Regions from separate parts of the Mus musculus genome. Here region 2 is linked to region 1. The links are chromatin loops, found by intact Hi-C in ENCODE. Cell type or tissue: gastrocnemius. All regions are shown on one strand. Region 1 overlaps Tmem255b (transmembrane protein 255B). Region 2 overlaps Gm46032 (a long non-coding RNA gene).

Evidence for each region. Peaks named below come from ENCODE experiments on the same cell type or tissue, not always from the same donor. Only the 100,000 strongest peaks of a DNase experiment are listed, where the experiment ranks them.
Region 2: it touches region 1 in a loop (6-fold over the local background); 16 of 42 quality-filtered maps call a loop at or near these places.

The regions. Positions count from the first base shown.
Region 1 is chr8:13,451,070-13,459,069 of GRCm38, forward strand. Tmem255b (transmembrane protein 255B) reads left to right here. Exons shown (of 9, transcript NM_001143671.1): 4 at 1-46; 5 at 3,092-3,172; 6 at 4,060-4,145; 7 at 4,844-5,003; 8 at 5,882-6,025. Among named protein-coding and RNA genes, the nearest start is that of Tmem255b, 20 kb to the left of the region's middle. In gastrocnemius, a CTCF peak has its summit at 4,434 (motif pointing right); DNase peaks (open chromatin) are centred at 3,598 and 4,440; H3K27ac peaks cover 391 bases.
Region 2 is chr8:13,749,162-13,757,161 of GRCm38, forward strand. The region is part of intron 1 of Gm46032 (a long non-coding RNA gene); the gene reads right to left. Among named protein-coding and RNA genes, the nearest start is that of Cdc16, 4.5 kb to the right of the region's middle. In gastrocnemius, a CTCF peak has its summit at 4,721 (motif pointing left); DNase peaks (open chromatin) are centred at 4,028 and 4,717; H3K4me3 peaks cover 222 bases; H3K27ac peaks cover 102 bases.

The DNA.
Region 1 (8,000 bases):
GTTCTGCTGTGCCATAGTCGACAGCGTGTTCGCAGCGCGGCACATTGTGAGTACTGCCTTTGAATGGCCCACAGTCTGTCCCTAGTGCTCCGTGTCCATGTGAAAAACATCTCAGTCACACAGCTGGGCTCTGACATCTTCACACAGGCTCCAGGTGAGCTGCCATTGCTGTCCTCTTGTTGAGTCTGGCCCCAGCAACCCGAATCCTCTGCCTCCCACCGGCCACACATGCACGGCAAGCACACGTACCACACACAGAAGACACAAATACAACCATACACAGCAGATACACCCACCTTACACAGCAGGCACAAACACACAAGACACACACAGCAGACACACACATACCATAAACAGCAGATAGAAACATACACAGCCACACACAGTAAGTACAAACATATCACACTTAGCAGGCACAACAACACACACCATACACAACAGACACAAACACATAGCAGCTAGAAACATACATATCACATAACCGATGCAAGCATCCTTTATCATTTTAGTACCCACCCTCACCCCAGCACTAGGGAACCCTTGTTCCCGCTCCACAGTTCCAGAGCTCTGTGTCCAGGGGCTGTCCTCAGCCTCTCTTCACACTTAACACACCATGAAATCTCAGACTCTGCTCTTGTGTATGTGCACAGTTTCATGGTCTCTCTTCAAAGATTGTTACTTAATGTGGGGCTACTTATATAAAAAATAGAAACCTCCTTATCTATAAAAGGACTTTAAGAGGATATAGACAGTCCTACTAGTGAGGTAGTTATGAAAAGGAGGAGGAGGAGGAGACGAAGATGACACTGCTCGTGTTTGCATTTCATTGGTAGCCAATCTGAACTTTGCCCCCACAGTGAACAGTCATGCTTACTCACCTGTTTAACTGCTGCAGGGTCAGGCAGGCCCCCTGGTGCCACAGACAAATGATGAAACAGCCAGGGTTCTGGCCTAGGGAAGGAGATGGAAACAATTCAGAAACAAGTACATCCAGGGTGTCACGTGACAGACTATGCTGTGACACGTGCTGTGACGTGATATGGCATGATATAAAAGGCCCAGTAGAACATGTGTGCACTGTGATACAGTGGCTGGAAGAGAATACATGCACAGTGATGTCAGAGGACGTGATGTGATATGACATGTTGTGATGTGTAGTGGGACAAATGTACAATGTGATCTGAATGATATGTACTATGCTATGGTGTGGTGTGGTGTGATGTCCCGTGACACAGGAGATGAATGTAGCATGCTATGGCATGGTGTGCTCATGAGGCATGAGGAACACTATTATAACATAGTGGAGTGACTTTATATGCACCATTATAACCTGGTGGGAATTCTTTGCATGTGTATTTGCATGTATGAACACAGTGTATGAGTGAGTGTACAAGCATGTGTAGCTCCCCCAGTACCTACAGCTGGGTGTTTAGGCATCTGGCCATCTGCATATAGACTATAGTGCTCCCCAAGGTATGTACCAACCTTGCCTTGAGATTCTGTCCCTGGGTAGTGTATAACCTTGCAGCTCTTCAGCACTTGGCTGAGAGAAGTCACCTTCTAAAAACTTCTGACTCCAGGCACATATTCACCTGTCTGCAGCCACAGGTGTGAGAGGACATCACTCATCCTTTCTGGCTTCATTGATGAGAAGAGCCTAGGAGACCGATCTGTCTTTATCCATCTGAGTATGCCCATCTATCAATGCCCACCACTTATACCCATCCCTGTGCACCTGCTTATGCAGCTTGATGGGTCAGTCTTGGGCCTCTGAAGAGTGACCAGTGTCATTGAGAGTTGGTACCATGCAGATGCACACCAAGCTGCCATCCTGCAGGAGGATGGTGTGAAGACTCCCACTTCACACCATCATCTCTCCCTGAAAAGTCCCCTGGGGGAAAGATCCGTGTCTTGCCATTTTGTGATGGAGGCCAAGTAATTCTGGCATCCCTGAAGCATCCTCAGAGTGTGTGAGCCAGCTCTCAGCTCCACTATAGCCTCCTGCTCTGTGCCGCTATCCCACCTGTTCCCGTCATGTACTACCTGGGGCCAGCGCCTCCCACTGACCCATCCACGCCAAGCCTGGCACACAGGTGCTGTGCTCTATGCTGTCTGGTTCTCATGCCTGTCTTTGCTGCCAGCATTACTGGTGGTTTCTAGACTCCTCTTAGGTCAGAAGTAGTGCTTTGAGAAATGTCACTGATGCATAGTAAAGACCCCAAAGGTGCATTTACAGATTGTATGGCTTTATGACACTCTACAAGTCCCAGAACCCGCTGTCTCTCTGCTGCCTTAGCAACTGCCTGCTCATTAATCTGCCCTCTTCACTCACCTACAGCTCTGGCTTACCTTGGCTTCCTCATGGTTCAACACTAGTCAGTTCCATGACTGTTGGAAACACAGGGGTGGGAACATGGTGAGATAAGACATTGATGAGCTTATGTCAAGTGGTGGCGCATGGCAGATGGAAGGATGCAGGGATGATTGGATGGCTGGATGCATAAGTGATTGAGTGACCAGATGCAGAGGTGATTGGTGAATGACCGGATGCATAGGTGATTGAGTGATTGGATGCATAGGTGAGTTGAGTAACTAGATGCATAGGTGATTGGTGACTGGATGCATGGCTGATTGAATGGCTGGATGCATAGGTGTTTGAGTGATCAGATACATAGGTGATTGAATGGCTAGATGCATGGATGATGGATGATGATGCATAGATGACTGAGTGATTGGATGAATACATGGGTACTTAGGATGGATGAATGAATCAGTCCAAATCTTCCTTGTCCCTTCCTAGAAAGAGAAATTCGCTTTACTTTTAGAAAGACAGAAGCCTGGTGCCCCTGGCGAGGTGTAGAACACCCCTTGGCCCATTCATCACCAAGCCCTTGTCCTTGTGCCCATGTCTGCCCAGCAGACAGGTGGAGGGTGTCTGTAATCCTTTCCCCTGTGGACTCCACACACAATTGCTATGGCAAGCAGTAACTCGTGTGGCCTCAGTTCTGCCCCAGTCCATGGAAGGCAAGTCTGAAATGGCCATTCCTGGTTGGGGATGACCAGTCTGACCGATCTACATTTATTTCTTTAGGAGCCAAGGCCTCTCAGTGCGGGAAGATGCCAGTTTTACTCCAGTGGGGCTGGGTACTTGTATGACGTCTATCAGACAGAGGTGAGCATGCCTTGCGCATCCCCCTTCTGTGTCTAGTTAAAATGGCTGTATTAATTCACACAGACCTTCTGCTGTATGCATATGAAGGCATTGAGAGCCAGGAGCTGACCTTGAGAGTTCAATGCTTGGGGTTCTCTCTGGGATCACAGCTGCATGCCTTCCTCTTTGACACAGTGTTAGCACAGTGTTACGATTCATCTCCCCAGCCCTTCTTGGCTAATTAGCATTCCCATTAGCATTTTCACTAACTTAATCACTGCCATGAAACACTGGGGTAACACATGTGCAGTGTTCAAGGGATTCTCTGGCTCTCTGGGCCGGGGCAGCTGAAGTATGACCTCACTCTTGAGTGAGATGCCAGGAAGAGCAAGCACACACACAGCAGCTGACCCGTGAGACCGGCCCAGGTGGGCACTGGCAGTGTGGTTCAGTGGGCAGATGCTCTGCACCAGTGCTGTGGAGATTTGTTGGCTCAGCTGAACAAGGCTGCTCACACCAACTGCCCAGGCCAGGGCGAGGCAGGAATCAGGAAGGCAAATGGGTCACAGATTCTCTTATCGATATGTTCTGGGGTCTTCAGACTGGCAGAAGGGCTGGGCAGTCCAGAAAAGAGCTGTTGTATATTGTGGGGGATGGGGTGAGATTCTGCCAGCCCTGCCCTGCTCAGTTCTGCTCTGCTCTGCCTAGTCCTGTCCAGTCTCATGTTGTCCTGCCCTGCCTAGTCTTGCTCTGCCTCACCCACCCAGTCCCACCCTGTCCCACCCTATCACGGGTCAGTGAAGGTCCTGGCAATGAAGCTCTGCTCCTGGGCAGGAGAAGGTCTTGGACACAGGCTGCCGATTGCCTGTGTAGGATAAGGTATGAGCCTGGCTGTCACTCTACCCCAGGTCACCTGCTACTCTTTGAATGGTCGATGCCAGTTGAAGGTGAGGAGCAACACGTGCTACTGCTGCGACCTCTACGCCTGTGGGAGGTAAGGCTGCATTAGGAGTCTGTGTACACACACATGTAAACATGCCCAACATGTAAACACACACATGCATGTGCATGAGCACAAGAAAGACCCTGCACAGGACATCTGTCTGTGAGCTAGAGGGGCCCCATTTCTTCCTTCCTGTACCCACTTGCATTTCCTGCTTCTTCCCTCTGGATCTTGTTTCAGCATCACAATGATGGGTGGGTCCTCGGAGTGGTTGGGTTTCCATCCAAGGGTGCCCAGTGTATGGAAGTACCTGAAGGTCCAGGGAGGACCACAGTTGGCCACCAGGTGGCAGCCAGCACATTCCAGCTGTGGGCTATTCCTCTCAGAGCAGAGAACCACCTACAGCTTGGGATACACGTGGAGAACTGAAAACACAAAAAATGCTTGGTTACTATTCTGGCATGGAGGGTAACTCAGCCACTGTCCCAGTTGGCCATTAGAGGCCCAGAGCTAGTAATTTGGGACATCCTGTGCCCATCTGATGCCTCACTGTGAGGTCTGGTGGAGCTTCCCTGGCCAGTCCATAGAGAAGCAGAGGTCTCTAACTTGTCTAACTGACATTTTCACCTGTGTAAGAGGAGACCAGCACTATTAGAGCCAGTGGCCTCGGGTACTGGGAACCCCAGGGTTTGTCCTGTCACCTGGCCATGGTCTAGCAATGAGGGCAGTAACTATTCTCCCTCCTACAGCACTGAGCCCTCGCCTGCCTACTATGAGTTTGTGGGCGTGCGTAGCTGCCAGGACGTGGTCCACCTGTACCGGCTGCTCTGGGTATCCACAGTGCTGAACGTATTGGGCCTGTGCCTGGGCATTGTCACAGCTGCAGTCCTAGGGGCCTTCAAGGACATGGTGAGTGATGGCTTCTGTGTGTTTCCAGCCGGTCAGCCCTAGCCCAGAGTTCAGGGCCTTCCCCTTCAGGAGAGCCCAGTGGTTCCCTCAATGAAGGAGGATCCAAACTCCCAAGTCACCTGCACGTCAGGTGGCAACTAGGACCACCAATCACTGGTTCTGGATACAGCACCTGACAACCCGCTGGGTGAATCTTCTCCCACCCACTTAGGCAGGAAGACCTTGTTGCCATCTAAGAGAAAAATGTCACTCTGTCACTGTGGGGTTCATGGCTGCCTGGTTGGGGTGGTTCTGAGTAGGGCTTGGACCCCATTTTAACAAGCTGAATGAGAAACCCGAAATCTACCCCTACCTCCTTCTCTCTGAGCCAGCCCTATTGGATCTGCCCTTGAGCCCTAGCCTTACATCACTGGTAGAGCCTCCCCTTTGTCCTCTCAGGGCCCATGGGAAACCCTTTAGGGTTCCTTCCAAGTCCACAGGGCTGTAAACCACTGCCTGGGCCATTCTTGTTTTGCTTGTCCTGTGGTCCCAGGGGCATTGGCCCTTGGTTGCTCTGTTCACTACCACCCTAGAACCACTGCTCAACTCTTCCTTCTCAGGTTTCTTGTTGCTAGGGGATGTCTTGGCACCTCCCGAATTCCCTCAGTCTGGTCCCTGGGCTCTATCAGGCTGCCTCTTCAGGTGGCAGCTCCAGGTGGTGACTCCAGTCTAGAGCCCATGTGCAGAGGATGCTGGGCCTTTCTGTGAGGTCATGAAGAGAAGACAGGCCTACTCTTCGTGGCTTGGGTCAGGGTTCCTCAGGAGGCCAGGTGCAGGGCTGAATACTCCCTCGAGTGGCTGTGAGGGTTAGGTGGTCATGCCCCTGTCTCTCTCCACAGGTCCCTCTGTCTCAGCTGGCCTATGGCCCGTCACCGCCACCTCAGATTCTCTATAACCCTGCACAGCAGATTCTCGCCTACACCGGCCTGTGTCCTCCGTCTATGGGTGTGCCAACCTGTTCCTCCTACCCTCTGCCGCTACAGGTAGGTGTGCTGTGACGTTGGTGTTGTTTCTGTGGGCTTCCAGGTAGGCAGGGTAGGGCTGCAGGTAGAGATGGGTGGACTTTGATATAGTTAGTAATGGGGAAGGAAGGGGACCCTTACGGGCTGGGTCACGCCATTTTCGAGGCTCATTGCTGTTCACGGCTCATGAGAGAGTTATTTCAGAAGCTGATTACTTTAGCTATCATACTGGTACGGGGGACTTAAGACGCCAACAGATGCCTGGGTTCTGAATACTTGTACACCAGTGAGTGTTCTACATGGAGCCAGGTACTTGCCAACAAAGGTGTCGATCCCATAGGGCTCATGTGCCCAGTGCTGCGGGCCCTGCGAACCTCAGGGGAGGTGGTCTGCGAGATCCTGTTTGAATAGGGCTTTGCCTCTCCTATTCCCATTCTTGGCTTTGGCTTGTTCATGTCCCGTGAAGCTCTGCTGGCCGTGGGTAAGATGGCCCCAGTTGTCCAGTGTACTGTACTGACTTGGACCTGCCATTGTGGACTTGTGGGGTTTGAGAGCCTCCTGGCTTGTGTTTTAGTTAGCTATGTCCTGTCGAGACCCCTCGTCGTGACAAATGCATCATCTGTAACTGCTGCCCAGTGTCTCCTGTGGGGAGACTGAGATCCCAGGTCTAGACAGACCTTTCTAAGTGGAGCGATGCCTGCTCATCTGCCTGGCGGGCCTGCAGCCTGGCTGGTAGGTGGCTTGTCTTACAGCACCAGCAGAGGCAGTCATGAGATGCCCAGAGCTGTGCTGAGTAAATGTTGAATTGAGTCTCTTTGACCTGTGGGCCTGCTGTATGGGATGAAATCATTTATTTTGAAGTCACAGGTCCTCAGGTATGTCCCCCAGGAGACCTCTGTCTAATGAGCCATACTGACACGAAGTACAAGGCCTTGCCAAGCAAAATGACACTTTGGGGAGGACATGAATGTCTACCTCTGACCATCTCGGATAGAAAGAGCTGCCAGAGTCCTAGGACTGACCCAACATTGTGACCATGTGTGAGCAGCACTTGGGAGTCTTGTGACCATCGGGGGTCCACATTTGTGAAGTGGGGACTGACAGCATACAGAGCTGGAAGAAGGCGTGGGAACCCCCAGTGTCTGGGACCTTAAAGTGTAGTTTCTGTTTTCCAGGGATCACTGGTGCTCCAGACTCAGAGAGGTCACTGTATTGCTGTCTCACCCCACCCCTTTTCTCTGTACCTCAGTTTCCTCTGGTTGCCTAGAGACGAAGCTGGGGCTGGAACTGCTGAACTGCTTGGGTCCTTTAGGCTCTGGAGAAGGGCTGCTACAGTGGGTCATTGCAATGTTGGGGAACGGGTCTGGTTTCTCAGTGTGACATCCCCAGGTGGTGCTAGTGGGGCTTCCCAAAAGGGAACTGGACCTTCATCTGCTGGAGCCACAGGGACCCCCTAATCAGGGGACATAAGGCCTTTTGGGATAAAGTCTGGCTTGGAACTGACTCTCTCCTCTCTGGAACACTGGAGGCAGCTATGTCTAGGGTCAGGGAAGGAGATGGTCCTGGTGGTGACTCCAAGGGCAGGTGGCACCAGCAGAAGCAGCTGCAGCTCCAAGGCCTCTGCCTTTTGATGGAACTTCTGTTTTGGCTTTGAGAGGATCTCCCTGGTCTCCACCTCAGGAAGGATGCTCTCACCTCGGGCTGCAGCTCGTCCTGAAACCCTGCTCTGTTCTCCTGGCTTTTTGTCAAATCCACATGCAAGACTGTTAGTTGCTACTCTTGGTAGCCCTGATAGGGTTCCCTTAGCTGCTCTGCCTGCCTTTGGACACAGAGACCCACGAAGTCCCATAGATGCCATGAACACAATTCCAGAGCACAGCCGGTGCAGGCAGAATGAATACCTGATGCTCCACAGGGGATGATGAACAATGCAGAAGGTGTGGTTCCATTTCCTCCTGCCTGGAGTCTGTCCTGGTGCCCTCCTGCCTCTCAGTCT
Region 2 (8,000 bases), 300 kb after region 1:
TGCCCACCTCGTCCGGCAAGGAAAACGCAACGCGGTCAGATTCTTCTCAACAGCTTTATTGCAGGAACGCCTCAATGCTACGGGAACCCCGGGCACCCAGGGAGGACTGCTTATATACACCCCAGCACTGGGGAGGGCTATGTGTCCTCCTGGGATTGGTCAGTCTGCCGGCACCTTAATTTGCATGCACCCGCTCGGGAGGGGTTGGCGCCAAATTCAGGCTAGCGCCTGCGCAGTCGCATTGTTTACAGAGACTGGCGCCATCTTTTAGGTGCCAGCTTCCTACACTCCAGAAGATTTCACCTCATCAGTGCTGGTTCTTAATCACCGCTAATTTCTCACCTCCAGCTAACCAAGATCGTGTATCCCAGCTAAGTGCAAGGTTTTCCATCAGTAGTTCTGGGACCTTGTTAATCACAGAGGATTCTTCAGCCCCAGCTAACCAGAACCACAGAATCTTAATTCAAAATAACAAAATGGCCCCATTGGAACCTTTAAACTCCCCCTTTGAAGCTTGACAAGCCAGGCCTCCATCATCTGCATTGCTCTCAAGAGTCTCATCTTCCAAGCTCCTATAGAACAGCTCACTAAGTTCTCAACACTCGTGCCTTTTCTATCAAATTTCCAAAGCCCATAATCCTCCCCAAAATAACACACTCAAGTCTGTCAAAACAAAACCCCACTCCTGATACCAACTTGCCTTAGGGCTACTATTGCTATGATGAAACACCATGGTCAAAAGCAAGTTGGGGAGGAACGGGTTTATTTAGCTTACACTTCCACATCACTGTTCATTTCTGAAGGAAGTCAGAACAGAAACACAGACAGGGCAGGAACCTGGAGACAGGAGCTGATCCAGAGGCCATGGAGGACTGCTACTTACTGGTTCGTTCCTTATGGCTTACTTAGTCTGATTTCTTTTAGAACCCAAGACCAGGGATGATCTCACCCACAATAAACTGAGCCCTCCCCCATCAATCACTAATTAAGAAAATGCCCTATAGACTTGCCTATAGCCCCATCTTATGCAGGTGTTTGTTTTCTTAATCAAGGTTCAGTACTTACCAGTGACTCCAGCTTGTGTCAAGTTGACATATAACTATGCAGGATAGTCTGTGATGTGTATAATCATTTTGTATAGTATAGTGTCTGTGGGAGTGTCTCTTTAGGATATGGGGGTGCAGAAGTGTATAAAGTATAGTATCTGGGGGTATAGCTGTGGTGTGTATGATCAATGTGCATGGCATAGTATCTAGGGGAAATGTTATTAGTGTGTGTAGTGTGGTATCTGGGAGGGGTGTCTGGATAGCATATGGATTTGTATGATCAGTGTATACAGTGTGGTATCTAAGGAATATCTGTGTGGTCAGTATAGACGATCAATAACTAGTACGATATTTGTGTGTTTTGACTCTGTGGCATATGGTATGTGTGACCTGTGTGTGGTATGGTATTTTGGTAGTGTCTATATGCTGAGTGATGTGTGTGCTCATAGTATGGTTGTTTGTATGTAAGGGTTGTTATGTGGTGGTAGTGGTGGTGGTGGTGGGGTGTGTGTGTATGTGTAATCAGTAGTAGTACAGTCCCTGTGTATGTGGAGGTCTCTCTGGTATGTGATGTGTGAGATTAGTATGTATAGTGTAGTAACTCTGTGTGTGTCTCTTTGGGCTGTGTATGATCAGTGCCTAGTACTGTATCTCTGTAGAGTATATTTATAATGTGTGTTATTAATGGGCTGTACCATCTCTGTGGAGGGAGGAATATTTGTCAGAGCCTTAATCAATCAGGGGGTCACACCATATCTGTGGAGGGGCATCCCTGTGATACATGTGTGTGGTGTGATGTATGTCATGGATCTCTGAGTGAAGGTCTTTGTGGTGTGTGTGACAGCCTGTGTGGCTTGGTGTCTGTGGGGGGCATATATGTTTGTGATGTTTGTGATCAGCATGGGAGCAGGGATTATCTTCACGGATGACCAATGTATGTGGTATAGGGTCTATAGGGGGTATCTTTGTGTTGTGTGGGAATAGTGCATACTGAGTGGTGTCAATAAGAAGTATCTTTGTTATATGTGTGATCAGCAAGTGTTGGGTGGCATCCAGGGGATGTCTTTGTGATCAGAGTGTAGTGTAGTGTGGTGTCTGGGGGTTGTCTTTGTGATATGGTGTGTGTGATCAGCATGTAGTATCTGTGGAGGGGTATCTATGATCATGGGGCAATACTCTACCTGGGGGGACATCTCTGTGGTATGTGTGGTATGGCATATATGTATGGGAGTCTTGGTGGTGTGCATGACCCTTATGTGTGCTGTGGTATTGGTGGGGAATCATCTATATGGTGTGTGTGTGTTGTCTGTGAGGGAGTATATATGTGGTGTGATCTATGAGTGTGGCACAGTATTTATGAGGTGTAGTCTGTTTGATCAGTGGTTCGTACCATATCTGGGGAGAATCAGTGTGTGCATAGTGTCTGTGGAGGCTCTCTGCTGTTGTGACCTGTGTATTGTATAGTGTATTGGAGGGTCTCTGCTATGTGTGAGCAGTGTGTATAGTGTCTGTGGAGGGTCTCTGCTGTGTGTGTGATCTGTGTGTGTATAGTGTCTGTGGGAAGGTCTGTATGTTCCCATACATTTATTCCCATATATTTATTTCTTACCATCGTTAGCACTGGTTTCTATCCATCTATAATCTCTTGGCATAAAACATCCAGTGCTCTAAACATCCTAATTTCCCAGAGTCAATCATTTGTTTCGTGCATTGACTCATCACTGCAGGGAACTTCTCAGTGTGGGCCTAAGAACTTGACCTCGGGCTGGTGAGATGGCTCAGTGGGTAAGAGCACCTGACTGCTCTTCCGAAGGTCCAGAGTTCAAATCCCAGCAACCACATGGTGGCTCACAACCATCCGCAACAAGATCTGACTCCCTCTTCTGGAGTGTCTGAAGACAGCTACAGTGTACTTACATATATTAATAAAATAAATCTTTAAAAAAAAAAAAGAACTTGACCTCACTCTCTCTGTCCCAGCCAAGTCTTCTTTTCTTCTGTCCTCAGGATGCACTGGGTGTTTGGCCACTCCCTCCTTTGACCGACACAAATAACCCTTCAGTTTTTCATTTCTCTTGTTCCTCTCTTACTAACACACACACACATACACACACAATTTCCTATCTATGTCACATGGCTCATAAGCCAGCCCTCTGAAAAGCTTCCATGTTTTTTATTCTGTGTGGCTGTGGATTTTGTGGCTCTTCTGTCACCCCCCTGGAGAGGAGCAGAGTGTAAGACTAAAACCTGCAGGAGAAAGGATGGGTAAGAACACCTTATGTCACAAAGTGCTTTCCTGAATTTGGCATCAGAATCAAGACTATTGACGCCAAGCTGGTAACAAAGCACACATCTGCTTGCCTAGGCTTGGTGTCACTCTGTTCATTTGCTTTGAGTAACAAGGTAAACAAACAAAAAGATAAAAGCAAGACCAAAGAAAACTAACAAAAATGTATTTCTGCTTGCTTTTGCACTGAGACGACCTCAGGGATAGTCAACCGAACTGGCTGTCTTCATAACGTGTTCTGAGAGCATGTATATAGCAATCTTCATGGCCTACCGATAGCATAAAAGGAACCTTTTGCAGCAAGGAAGGCACTGTGTATGATAGATGGTATATCTAGACAGCGTGCCTTGCTCAGGCACTGTTGCAGTTCCATTGGCATGCAGTATCAGAATGGCAGAAGAATGAAGAGATTGGTAAACTCCCAGGGCTCCCGTAGCCCAACAGAATTTCTCCTGTATAGACAGCTGCAGTCACCCCACCAGGTCATTGTCCCTAAGAAGCATGGAGACAAAAGGAAGCTGCCTGCTAACACACAAGGCTCAGGCTGACATTCCTGTGTTGTTAGCTATAATGTCCTATTGGTAGAGATTTTACTACAGTCAGGAACCCGTGGTCTGCTGTCAACAGTGTTCCAGGAGAACATGAAGTCGAGCTGAGGGTAGCCCCCTCGTTCAAAGGCTTGCAGACTAGGCTGGTGCCCCCCCCCAGGATGGCAGGAACGCCTAACAGAATGGAACTTGGGAAGGAACTGGGATGGCATTCTTGTGTGGGTGTTGTTACTATTTGGAGAACTTTAAAACTTTTGATATGGGGCCAAGTGTGGAGACAAACACTTTTAATCCCAGCAGAAGCAGGTGATTCTGAGGCCAGTCTGGTCTATATAGTGAGTTCCAGAATAGCCAAGGTAATGTAGCGATTTTATAATGAAATATTCAGAAGTTTAGTTGTATCTAATCTAGTCAAATGTTACAATGGTCTCAATGAACTGGTGGCCACTATGGAGATCAGGAAAAGAAAAGATAAACTAAGTAATTAAGTGCTTCCAAGATGTGATTTCACTTGACTTGTGTTTGCCATAAAGCTTTTAATAAGTGAGGACAACTGGAAGGCCTGGCTGGACAGAATAAAACACTCAAGTAATGAATTTCAAGCATACCTAGGAAATGTCAACATGATTCTCTTATTAAGGGATTATATTTCAAGCTAAATTCACTATTTAGGCCTTTTTTTTAAAGGCTTTAAAAAAAACTATTGGGGGCTGGAGAGATGGCACCACAGTTGAGAGCACAAAACTGTTCTTTTAGAAGACAGGCTGCAACTTCAGCACTCACAGGGTGGCTGGCAACCATCTTTAACTCTAGTTTCAAGGGATTTGGTGCCCTCTACTGGACTCTGTAGGCACTGCATGCACATGTTGGCATAGCCGTGCGAAAGCCAAACACCCATGTACATAAAAATAAAATAATAAGAAAACAACTCTGGCAGACAGAAAATGTTAGATATCTTTGGGTTTTTGTTTTTGTTTTTGTTTTGTTTTGTTTTGTTTTGTTTTGTTTTGTTTTGTTTTGTTTTGTTTTGAGACATGGTTTCTTTCTGTACCCCTGGCTGCCCTGGAACTCACTCTGTAGACCAGGCTGACCTTGAACTCAGAAATCCGCCTGTCTCTGCCTCCCAAATGCTGGGATTAAAGGTGTGTGCCACCACTGCCCAGCTTAGATATCTTTGTAATCTTATTGGTTACTTATATCAAATACTCTGCAGCTCAGGCATGGCTGGGGGTCACCACAACACAAGGAACTGGATTTAAGGGTCGCAGATTAGGGAGAAAACCATTTCACTTGGCAGTTAACAACCATTTGTAATTAGCTTCGGAGGATCCAATATCCTTCTGGTCTCTGTGATTACTGCACACACAGTGCACAAACATATATGAAGTCAAAAGCACCCATACATGTAAAATAAAAATACATGACTCTTAAACACAAACAAACAAAAAACTAACAACAACATAGAGCCCCTGAAACTTCAGTTCACAACCTGACACAGTTCATAGTCACTCGGGAAGAAGGAAATGCCTAGATCGGATTGACCTGTTCACAAGCCTGGGGAGGGGCATTTTCTTGACTGATGATTGATGTGAGAGGACTCATCTCACCGAGGGCTGTGCTAGCACTGGGCGGGTGCTGCTGGATCCTGTAAGAAAGCAGGATGAGCGAGCCAGCAAGCGGCATCCTTCCATGGCCGTGGTATCAGTTCTCGCCCCGACTCCCTTCACGAGGGACCGTGATCAGGACGTATAAAATGCAAGAAACCCTTTTCTCACCAAGTGGCTTTTGGTCATGATGTTTTATCACAGCAATGGAAGCCCTAACTGAGACATCTCATCAGATTGTTTTGGGTCATGGTGTTTACCACAGCATCAGAAAAGCAAACGAGGGCAGTGCCCAAACATTTTTGGCATTTCTGGCCTCTGGCCAAAACAAACGAGGGCACTTTTGCCTTCCAATCAAGGACCACAGTGTAACTGGTGGTTTTTGAAGTTCCTGCCCTAAAGCGGCCTGATCAGTTTCTATCCCCTTGTTCTTGCCATTACCACTGAAAGGAAAAGAGAAGTTATATTTCCAGCTTGGGGAGCTCATCTTCTTCTTCCTGGAGAAAGTGGTCACTATGGATTTAGACTTTCCAGTGAAAGAAGAGGGAGGAGGTTGGAGAGAAGAGAGGTAAGAAAAGAGACTTATTAGAAGATAGAAATCAGTTCACACCGTGATGGATGCTGCAAGGTCCTGGAGACCCAGGACAACCATGGTAGTTAATCTTGATGTCAACTGGTCTGAACTTAGAATCATCATAGAAACAGATCTCTTCATATGTCTGTGAAAATATTCCCAGAAAGACTTAACTGAAGAGGGAAGACTCATCCTGAATGTGGGTGGAGCCATACTGTATACTGGAGTCTCAGACTGAATCAACAAGGAAAGTACTAGAACTGAGCACTGGCAGTCATTTATCCCTCTGCTTCCTGGCTGCAGACATAAAGTGACAGGCTCCCTCACACCCTAGCCACCATGCCTTCCCTGCCATGACAATGTCCTATCAAAGTGTAAGCTAAAGTATACCATTTCCCCCTTACATTGCTTCTTATCAGGTGATAAAGTGATTAGTGCAAAAGCTAGCGATAATAAGTTCCAGCCAGAGCACAGGCTAGAGCCACAGCAAGGAGACACTGACATCCCGTGCCCAATGGCCAGGTAGAGACTGAGGTTTATCCCAGTTAGTCTTTAACAGGTTGGATGTAGAGGCACATCCATACTGGGAAGGGCCTCTGCTTTACTCTGCTGGTTCAAAATCAATCACATCCAGATACTCCTTCCCAAATAAACTTAAGAGTATTGCTGTGCCAGAGCAATTAAGAGCACGCAGTGGTCCAGTCCTTGAGTATCACAGCCCCTCAGGCAAGAGATAAAGGGATTGCATCATAGCTCAACCTACTCTGATGGATACAACAAGAAACATTCAGGTGTTGTTGACACTGGGCCACAAAGTTTATCCTAGAGAACTGCACAGTTGAGTTACACACAAAACAAACCACATACGAACCTCATAGTGTTTTAAGGAAGTTTATACTATTCCCTTGGGCCACATTTATAGCTCTCCTCTGTCACATGGGACCTACCGCCACAGACTGGAGAACTCTATAAAACATCGCAAAGAACAAGGTGGCTTCCGATGAAGAAAAGCATTTAAAGTATCCTCGTGAGCCAAGCACGTCTCAGAATGAAATATTGTACCTCTCAGCTTGCTTGTAGAAGAGGAGATATATTTGTAATTACACACACAGACAAAGTACAGAAAGGATGCAGAGGAGGATATGCTAGGTAGGATATGTTAGGTAGGATATGCTAGGTAGGATATGTTGTAGTCGCTACATCTGGGAAGACAAAGGAAAAGAGGAACTCCATAGTGTTGTTGTAGGCTTTACAGAGAGATCATGGGAAACTCAAGACAATTCAGGAAAATTCACTGCAGACAGGAGAGGCAGATGGGGCTCCTTAATATTCTGCAAGCATACACTTGTGCTTCGTACTGTCGTAAAGAAACCTGCAATGCATTCTGCAAATAGCTCAACACATACACACTGCTAATCGTTTGTTTGTCCCAAGTGTCTCTCCAGGAACAATGAAGGTCTCGGCAGCCTGGGACGGTGCAAACCCAGCTGCACAGAGCAATAACAGGAAGAAGTGCAGGAGACATACGGAGACACAAACCAGTATAATCTCAGGAGTAAGGCTGACCCTTGACCAGAGGCAGTATTAAACTTTGGAATAATTGCCTTTGTTTGCTCTTTATAAGGTTTTCTTGGCTGGAGATGAGATAAAAAGACGGGGTGTTAGAATGTTAATCCGCTTCTTTCTCAGATAACTAGCTCTCTGAATAACATCTGACTTAAAGATTAAATTCCTGTCTTTGATGTTTACCATCTGTGGTGACAGCACAAATTTCCTTTATAAAACAATTCTATTCGTAAAATGAATGAAAACAGCCGTAAATATGGTCAACTATGCCTTACCACACACCCGCTTCAAGTCAATAAGTACGGTTGGATCACTACCTACAAATGGAGAAGACAGGAAAAGTGTGTGTGTCCTTAAAATATTACCCTGTCATAC